Regions from separate parts of the Mus musculus genome. Here region 1 is linked to region 2. Evidence: chromatin loops called from intact Hi-C (ENCODE). Cell type or tissue: left cerebral cortex. All regions are shown on one strand.

Region 1 (5,000 bases), 65 kb before region 2:
AAAATTATAAAACTATTTTGATGACTCAATAAAACTGTATGGAAACATCTCATAATATGAAGTGGGAGAATAGGAGTCTTTGAGATATTCTTATAGTAGTGTTCTCTCGGTTATGAGACTATGAAGGAGTTAACAGTAAGGAAAGGATGATCTCTCATAAAAAGATAGTATATTGATAAACTTCATTTCATCTCCAAATTTGCAAGAATAACCACCCTTATGGGATAATTTCATAATCATTCTACACATGAAGTGAAAAAGGATTGTACCTTATGATGCCCACAAAATATGCTCATTGCAGGTAAGCTGGCCCTGAGGGTGTGGCCAGCCATTCTGTGTGATGGCATCAGGGAGGGAGAGATCTCCACCCCTCTCTTTTGCCCTCACCACCTGCAGCAGGCAGGGGAGCTGGCCCCAACAGGGTCATGATAGCTGGAGAGCTGGCCCTGCCTCTCACCTGCTGCAGCACTTGGGTGAGCAGGCCCTACATCGCACCTGGCCAGCACAGTAGTGCTGACCCTGATGGCAGGGGATGGAGGTGAACCTGCCCCAAGGGCATGAGCATGGAAGAGCTGAGCCCATGACTTGTCTGCCATGTGGAAGCATTTGCAAGGGAGAAATGCTCTCCCACCCTCACCTCTTGCCATGTACAGCAGGCAGGAGAGCTTGTACTGCCTGTCACCTGCTGCAGCACTCAGTAGAGGAGGTCCTATATCTCACCCAAGCAGTATAGTAGAGCTGGCTCTGGACACTGAGGTTGTAGGTGAGCTGGCCCTGAGGGTATGAGCACAAGAGAGCTGACCTTCCTTATAGACCTTGTCTGCTGAGTGGTGGTATGGACAAGGGAGAGATGCTCTCTTTGCTTCTCTTGTCCCTTGCCACCTATGACAGATAGGAGAGCTAGCCCGGATATCAAGAGAGTGTTCTGGTCTTGTGTCTCATTGGCTGCAGCACTCAGAACTGTGGGCCCTGTGCCTCACTGGGCAGCAGAGTAAAGCTGGCCCTGATTGTGGAAGGTGCTGGTGAGCTGACCTCAAGGGCATGAGAGCAGGAGAGCTGTCAGGCTGACCAGTTCAGATACCTCTTAGGCCCAGATCCAGGGCTTTGAATTGGCCCATCCCAACATCTAACCCTTGGATGGACTGCTGGAGTACATAAAGGGCATGGTCCTACACAACCAAAGCTGAAGGATCTCCAAGACACAGGGCAGCAACAGGATAGCTGAGAGGAGCCCCAATGAGGATCCAGTATTGATAGTGTAGCAGAAGCTAGAGGCCTTGTACCAGACTGATGAGTCATTGCAATAATTATTTGTAAGCAAAGTGTGAATAAAAGGGGTATACTGTAGGATACACTGTGACACACTAAAGTTTCTACAATGAGATTTTTTTTTCCTCTGTGTGGGGGCAAGGGTAGAGGGCAGGTATGAGGGCAGGGGGTGATGAGTGGGATTGGGGTACATAATGTGAAATTCACAAAGAACCAATAAAAAGTTAAAAAAAAATAAGCCGACTTCAATTTCTTATAGAGGTAAAAAATAGGTAGTTATTTCATAAATCAACAATACTATTATCTTTATTCCAACAGTAAAGTCCATCTGAGGCAAATATATGGATATTGAGAGTTCATGCTTTTTTTCCTAAGGTATAATATTTTGGTAGTACATATTTTCTGGATATGAAAATCTGAATTTGTTTCTTATGTATTTTACATAGATGTACACATACATTCCTCAGTCCTTGTTCTGTTCCATTCAAAAGTGCTGGAGAGATAAACACTATTGATCAGATATGACTTCCATGTAGGTATTGTGTGGGCAGCTTCTATTATGAGTGAGTACCTTAACAAAAATAAAAAGCTTGGATAACAATAGGTTTCCCTAAATGTGAAGATTGCAGCATGGTTGCTTCCCTTTACTCCCTAGGCCTTTTGAATCTTGAATTAGAAAGAATACAGTCAGACAATACCAGAAGGCAAATGATCACATGGTGCAAATTGATGTACAGGAAACACATAATACAGAGCTACTTCCTATTTTATCAAGATACATTTTTTTTCCTTTAGAGGAGAAAATAACCACCTTTTTTTGAGTTCTGTATTTTGGAAGTCAAGCCAAGCATGATGCTTGACCCAGAATTATAAATATTCTGCAATGTATAACTGAAACACTTGGAAAAGCTTTCTAAAGAAATTCTGGAAATGTCACCTGAAATGGAGTTTCATAGCTTCAAATCACATAACAGCTAGCCTGGCATCAGTTGAGGTAGGTGTGACTCAGTGGTAGTGATACCCATCATAATGAGAAATAGAAGCAGGGCTTCAATGTCCCTATGCCACCAAGAAGTCGGTATTTCTAATAAAGGCAATGCATGAGGGTAGAAGTGGGTAAGGGTGAGAAAGGGGAGGTTGCTATCTTGGAGGTTAATGAAGACAAACAATAATGATAGCATGCTTCCCTAGACAAATAATTAAGGTGGGAAAGCAACCAAAAGAGGGGACTAAAGGCCAGCTCTATCATGAGGTTCCTATTTGAGTTTTGAGTGTCCATCTACCATTGAGAGAGGGACCTACAGTTAGGGCAGCAGGAAGATTTTTTTCCTTGGTGACCCACGGACCTTAGGAGTGTCTTCCCCGGTGTGATTTGTGCCAAAGTGGGGCTATATTAGGATGTGAAAATAGAAGCATTTATAAAGATCTGATTTGTGTATAAAATTGCGCCACCCTGAAATGAGTAATGAAACTGTGCTTATAATTATGCACCTGCTCCTCGAATATAGCCCTTAATTTCTATTCTTGGAGTCATCAGGTTCTATTACCCCCTTGCCTAAATGATTGCAGTAACCTTCTAACTGGCCACCTGCCTTCGGTCTCTTCTCAGTCAAACGCTTCCTCTTGCTCCCCACTGCCTACTAAGCATGCAACATGACAGCCAGCATCCTCTGTGATCTGTATCCAAAGCTGCATTTCTAGACACCATTGCTTCCTTCCATGTGCTTGAGACTTCAGCCAAATTGGCTAATCACCGTTCCCCAAACATCCTCCAGTGTGGTGTTTCTAAAATGCAGACAGGATCTGGTTATTGCCCTACTTAAAACTCGTCCCAACTTCCTTTTATTGCTCCATAGGAATCATCCTGAAGTCCTTGGTCTACAAACCCTCTGCGCCTCGCTCCTGCAAAGTTCTTCCTCCTTATCTCCGACCACCAGACCCCAGTCCACTGCCCTCAAAACCTAAACCCAGCCATCTGGATCTACTTTAAATTATCTGGACAGGTCAACCCATTTCTTGCCCTTGGGGTTTAGTTAAAGCTTTCCTGCTATGTTATATTTTAGTCTACTCACAAGGCCCCATGTTCAACACAATAGAAAAAGTTTCCTTTTTAAGTGCAAGGAAATCGGCTGCACAGAAACCTCCCCAGCTCAGGAAACCCTGCTCAACCTTCTTACATACATCCACCACTCATTCCTCATGCTACCTCAGTGCCAAGTACATGTTTTTGACATCGAAGCTATCTTTTTAAAAATTAACCATTTCCTAAGATGCCCGTGATGTCCTTCGGGACTGGGACAATGTTTATATAACTCTATGAGGTTAGCAGTTCACACAGTACAGAGTACAGTCCAAAACCTCCTTCGGTCCCAAGGCCTGTGAATTAATTGCTTACTATGCTAAATGGATATTTGCAGAGAGGATAAAACATGACAGGTACTCCTAATCTATATGCCATTGCTGTGAAATGCTAAGGTAATTCCTCTCTCTCTGTCTCTCTCTCTTCCTCTCTCTCTGTCTGTCTGTCTGTCTCTGTCTCTCTCTCTCAAAAGGAGCACTGTGTATATTGTAAAGCGATACTTCTCAAACTTTAATGTGCCCTAGAGTCGTACACGTGTCTTGGGAAACCAGTGCCACTTCAGTACGTCTGAGTCGAAACAGTGATTCTGCATCTCTGACAAGCTCCTCAGAGATGTCACGGTATTCATTTGGCAGAGGCCACTGTGGAGGAGGATTTCATGTGGGAGGTTCAGAGATGGATGACACGGGGGACAGAACTCACTGGAAGGGTAGGGCTGCTTACTGGTTTCTGCTGAGGTTGCCAGGCACATACCCATGCAGGCTTTAATTGAGGCTGTGCTAGAGCGAGTTGTCTTTACTGCTTTTTATTACTCTTTAAATGAGGCCCCTAGTGCCAAGCTTTTCCCCTGCTCACTCCCCCAGCGTGATTCAGCCTGTGTGATTTTCTCTGTAGAAGAGCTCCCCAGATGCCGTTTTTTTTTTTTTTTTTTTTTAAACTGACCTGAAGCTGAGTTCTCCTGTCTGCTTCCCATAAATTTAAACCATCTCTGTCTTCATTATCGAAGCCCTGGAAATCCAATCTTTCCCGTCTTCAGAATCCTCCCCCAGCTGCCTAAATTGTTTCGCCTCCATTTTCATCCCAGACAGCTTTTCTCTTCCCGGCGAGCACCCCAGCTTCACCTCTGCCAAGGCTGGTACCCAAGCAGCCGCTGCTGTGATTGATATGTGCAGCTCTCATTCGGAAAGCTGCACTGTGCTCCCTACCCGCTTTCAGAGCAACCTGAAACAGGCTGGAGTTTTGAACTGCAGGGTGGCCCAGGAGAACACAAGGGCTCCGTACTGTTGACTGATCAAATGTCATGAACGAAAGGCAAATGTAGGAGAGATGCTGGAGATTTGACCGCAGCTGTAAGAGCCTGCGGATGCTGGCAATATGATGCTGCCAATGCTTTGCTAGTGTCAGTTTATAATTAGAGATGCCATATGAAGGGGGAATTTTGACATTTACTGCTACTAGTTTACTTTTTCAGTGATATCTAGCTCCGTATTACAGTTCTGTCTCTCTTCTGGAAAAGTTGAGTAAATCTAGAGGTGTCATAATCAATCAAGAAAGTCATAAGAGCATATCATGTCTAAAACGCATATTTATGAACACATACAGATATATATTCTATAAAGCATATAGATTGTTAGTACTCATTTAATTGTAT
Region 2 (5,000 bases):
CTAAATTCCACCTGTTTCTTCTGTCCAGTTATTGGCTGTAACATCTTTATTTACCAATCAGAAATAACTTGGGGGCAGGGTCACATAGCATCTCTTGAGCGTGTGTGAGGACTCCAGGTCTTAGGGACCAGCACTTAGCATTGCAATAGACATCAAGACCAAACCTCAACAGGCAACAACTATTGCTTACCCTCTGTCTACTTTAACAGATCTCTGGGACATGGAGTGCCTGAAGAGACACAGTAGAAACTGAGAAACCAGTAAGGAGACTTTCACAACCATCCAGTGGGAAACTAATGTGCGAGAATTAGGCAGAATGTAGGTGTATTTCAGAGGCAAAACCACCACAGGGAACTAGGACACAATTGGTTGTGGGGTGAGAAAGAAAAATTAGCATAAAAATGACAGGGAACCCAGAGGTAGAAATCTAGAGTTCAGGGTAGAAATCTGGCTAAAAAAATGGAAATTTTGCAATTGTTATGAATTAGGTAATAGGCAAGCCCAAGACTGCAAATGACTAGCTAGCAGAGGGAGCAATCAACAAAACAGGAAACAAGGCTTAGCATGCTGAGCCCAAGGACTCTTTGAGACAGACTTTTGGAGATAGGAGGAGGACTAAGCCAAAGAGCATGGGAAAGAACAGCCATGGGGTGTGAAGAAAGCAGATGAGTTAGGGGCTTAATGAGAGTGTCCCATCCAGGAGCACGAGAGGCTGTATTAGATGCACAGCTGGTAGGTTGAGTAGGAGGAAGATTTAGAACGGTCCATTTCGGCACTATGGGCATTTTGCCAGTGCGAGGAGGAGGGATGTGTCCGTGGAGGGACATGAATCAAAAGACTGCTTGGGAAGTAGGGGAGAAATCAGAATTAGCTGCTCGCTTGCAGAGCGGGAACATTGATTTCCATATTTTCTTACTTTAAGTTAATATTTCCTTTTCTGGATGAAAGAGGTGGAAATTGCCATTTGATTGCTTTTCATATGTTTTTTTTTCTATCTATGGAAAATTACATGATGCCCCCCAACCTGAAAATTGCTGTGCAGTATTTTGCTAAATGAATATTCCATTTTCTAGCATCTCAGAGAAAATGACACTCATAGCTTCCACCATCATGGAAAACCTAAACAAGCCCATACATTCTGCATTTTTCTTACCCTGGCTGTTATTTTTGTGATCCCTTCTTTAATTGGTCGAGGGGCATTTGAAAGATAGCAATAAAAAAAATCAATTTTCTAAGCCATGTTACATAGCTTTAAAGCACATCTAGTTCTCTCCGGATCAAATGGAAACATTAGCAGAGTTAAGTATCATTCATTGTTGCCATGACTACAGGGCCAAACCCTTATAGAAGACTTTTATTTTACATTCAGTTTTCTTGCCATAGCAACAGCAATGTTGATTTAAAATGTAACTTGCTAGATAGAATTTATCTTTAACATTTCTGTGTATTTTCCATGGTGTGTCTTGTTAATAGGACTAGACTTTAGATGACTCTCCTGCTCTTTGGAGATGAGACATCTCTCGGGATGTATGTGAGAAAAATCTAGGCTGCTCATTGCTTACAGGAATAGCAAGCTCACAGGACACATTTGCATGCATTACATTCCCAGAGCTTCAATTGAGGATATTTAAGTGACTTGCATTCAAGTCCAAGGTATGTCCTTTGAAACCTGAATTAGAATGGTTATTCATTTCAGAGTAATTAAAAATAATTTTCATCCTTTGATGTTGAGAAATTACTTTCTTTTTATTTTAAAGACAAAACTTTGTTTGTTTCATTTTTCCAGAATAATAGTGCTTCTGCTTCTCTCTCTCTCTCTCTCTCTCTCTCTCTCTCTCTCTCTCTCTCTCTCTCTCAGCATTCATAACCAGTTGGCATAGGATAAAAATAGAAAGTTTTTAAAATATGTTAAACCAAAGAGCCAATACTTTTGAAAACAACAGATTTAAGTAAAAGGGCTCTTTTCCTGTCTTCCCACAGTGCAGTGTCTTCTGTTGAGGACCATACAAGGCTGGACTGACTGCAGCATTACAAAGAAATACATTTTGGTGAGGGAGAAACAAAATCTCTTCGTTCCAAATGCAGTTCTCCACTGTAGGCCACTTACCCATCTGGCTCTCTCTAGCTGTGGGAAACACTCCTAGCACAGAGCATCCTTTGAAATGTCTAACCCCTAGGGGGACAGCCTTAGATGAGAAACTGCCCCTAGGAGCTTGGCTTATACAGGAGGAACAAAGAGGTTAGTGGTTGAGGGTACCAGAGGAAGGGCGCGTGGGAGAGCAAGAGCAGCTAGCTTCCTCTGCTGCAACAGGAGCTTCTTTCAATGCAAAATGCATGCCAAGATAGATCAGGCACTGTACCAAGAAGATACAATAATTTAGTAATACAGTCTGCCCAGGCAGCTGAGCAGCTGGAAATGAAGGAGCTTTGGGATTTGCTATAAACGGTGGGGAAATTGGCTGATAGCCTCTCTCCTATATTGAGCGAAGGGAGCAAGAGAAAAGATTATAAATGTTTGAAATCAGAGCCAAACTACATGGTCTGCTCTGGTCCAGGAGCTACCAGGAACCCAGCATCCTCTGGCTTCTGCATTAGATGCTGGTTTTTGGCAGGGTGTAGGACTGATGAACCAAAAGACAATAGAGCTGGCTGGCATGTGATTTCAGAAAAGCGGGTATTGACCTTAAATTGTTTACAGGGGAGAATGTTATCACCAACCTACCTGATGCCCTTAGTATGATCTGCTACCTATCTTGGGATGATTATTCAGTCCGACCAAATACCCCCAAGGTCATTGCTGACACCTGGAAGGTCCTGGGATGTTTTTCAAACTCCAGTGATACTCAGGAGCTCATAGACAGCATGTGATAGTGAGGCCACAGGAAGTTTTGAGTAAGCTAGAGACACAAAGTCTTGTAAATGTAGTGGGAAATCAGACTTACATCCCACAGCTGGCCCTCTGTTGATGAGCTATGTGATTCCCTGTCAGTGCCCATATCTCCTACTTCAGAAGCTTAGTAGAGGGCTTCAAAGAGATGGGATGACCTTGAACATAAAAGGCACATGATGGATGTTACTCCTTCTGTGTCCCCTTACCTTACCACCTACGGAATCTTACCCTCTGTGACCTTTGCCATAAATTCCTTTGCATGGAGTTGGAGTTTATTTAAATATTGTCACTTGCTTCTGGAAATGTTAGTTCAGTTATGAGGGAGAGGAAGGAAGAGAATGTAAATCCTAAGTAGTTGCCGCAAAGGTTCACCTAATGCCACTCTGTCCTGAGATGTAAAGGTACTCGTCACATCTGGATACAACTAGCTTGAACAAGTGAGCTCTGTGACTAGGGGGAACAGAAGGATAAGCTACAGTAGGGTTCATACAATGAATGATGTGATAATTGAAAACCATAGGTGACACTTTTCCTAATATTTGTGATAAAACCCAATATGTTTTTAAAAGCTTGTTGGAAGGTATAGACCAGATGTGTTATTATGATGGAGGTTAATTTTTTTCAATAAAAACAAGTTCATGTTAGATTTATGTTAAAAGGATACTCATATGACCATTTTGCATGATAATTTTTTAACTAAATATCATGTAGTAGTTATTTGTTATTATTTTGTTTTGGGGTTTTTTTGTTATATTGTTTTTTGTTTGGTTTAGTTTTTTTGTTTTTGTTTTTGTTTTTTTTCCAAGACAGGGTTGTTTTCGTGTAACATCCCTGGCTGTCCTACCTAGATTAGGTTGGCCTCGAACTCATGGAGCTCTGCCTGGTGCTACTTCAGGAGTACTAGGATTAAAGGCAACATACCCAGCTCAGGAGAATCATATTTTCAAAGAATTTACTTGATTTACATCTGTAGTTGAAGTAGTACCCTTCTTCATTTGTAAAATCCTTAGAATACTTTGTTAATATAAAATATCTCATATATTACAAGGTACAAATGTACATAACAAATCCATCTATTAATAAATCTACATTTTAGTAGAATACAGGTTATTCGGGGTTATAGTAAATACTTCTGGGTTCCAGTGAAGATACTTTTGAATAAATTTTTTATAGCTATTCATTTTATAATGCACGTATTTTGTTTCAAAGTACTAGCTCAGCCTAGGAACTCAAAGGGTCTTTCTGCGGTACACACATGCAAATACAATTTGCTCAGGACACTAAGACATTGCTTGCTCTCTTTTCAGAGTCACAAAATTATATGAGGTATGTCTCACCAGAAAAATTTGAAAACTCTAAGCATGTATGCATTTAAAATTATAAGAATATACAGTATAATCGTATCGTATATATGTGTTTACATGTATTTGGTAGAACTGTCAGGAAAAAAATATCCTAAGTGTTCTATAAGTAGGAGATTTCAACATCCTTTAGTCACGAAAAGATTTTAACAGGTCGGCCAAGAAACTCCATTTGATACAATGCATATAGCTTTGTATTTAACAACTGAGAACTTATAGTATGGTTTGGTTTGCCTGAGAATGTCTTACATAACCTAGGTTGGCCTAAGTTGACTTGCTTTGTAGCCAAGGATAACCCTGAACTCCTGATTCTCTTGCCTCCACCTCTTACCTGCTGGAATTAGAGCCATGCTGCACCTCGCTTGCCCTGAGAATGAAACCTATCTCATGAAACATAAAATCACAAGCATTGATTTTATTTATGCTATAAGCAGATTTTAGGATATGTCAGAGAGACTGACACTATATCTTCTAAGAACAATTCGATTAGTTAAGTAAATCATTCTTAAGTATTCTCCAATTTTTTTTTTTTAATTTTTTTCAAGACAGGGTTTCTCTGTGTTCCCCTGGCTGTCCTGGAACTCTATAGACCAGGCTGGCCTCGAACTCAGAAATTCACCCGTCTCTGCCTCCCAAGTGCTGGGATTAAAGGCATACGCCACCACGCCCGGCTCCAAATATTTTTTGATTTAAGTATATAAAACACTATATTTTAAACTGATCAAGAGTCGGGATGATAAATATCAAAT

Evidence for each region. Peaks named below come from ENCODE experiments on the same cell type or tissue, not always from the same donor. Only the 100,000 strongest peaks of a DNase experiment are listed, where the experiment ranks them.
Region 1: a loop joins it to region 2, with 4 times the contacts of the local background. A loop is called at or near these places in 2 of 42 quality-filtered maps.

Annotation. Positions count from the first base shown.
Region 1 is chr10:90,428,156-90,433,155 of GRCm38, forward strand. All of the region lies in intron 12 of Anks1b (ankyrin repeat and sterile alpha motif domain containing 1B), which reads left to right. Among named protein-coding and RNA genes, the nearest start is that of Anks1b, 560 kb to the left of the region's middle. In left cerebral cortex, no CTCF peak of the experiment used is centred here; DNase peaks (open chromatin) are centred at 2,132, 3,043, 4,066 and 4,430; H3K4me3 peaks cover 462 bases; H3K27ac peaks cover 2,425 bases.
Region 2 is chr10:90,492,887-90,497,886 of GRCm38, forward strand. The region is part of intron 12 of Anks1b (ankyrin repeat and sterile alpha motif domain containing 1B); the gene reads left to right. Among named protein-coding and RNA genes, the nearest start is that of Apaf1, 590 kb to the right of the region's middle. In left cerebral cortex, a CTCF peak has its summit at 2,179; DNase peaks (open chromatin) are centred at 345, 774, 1,536 and 2,292; H3K27ac peaks cover 2,850 bases.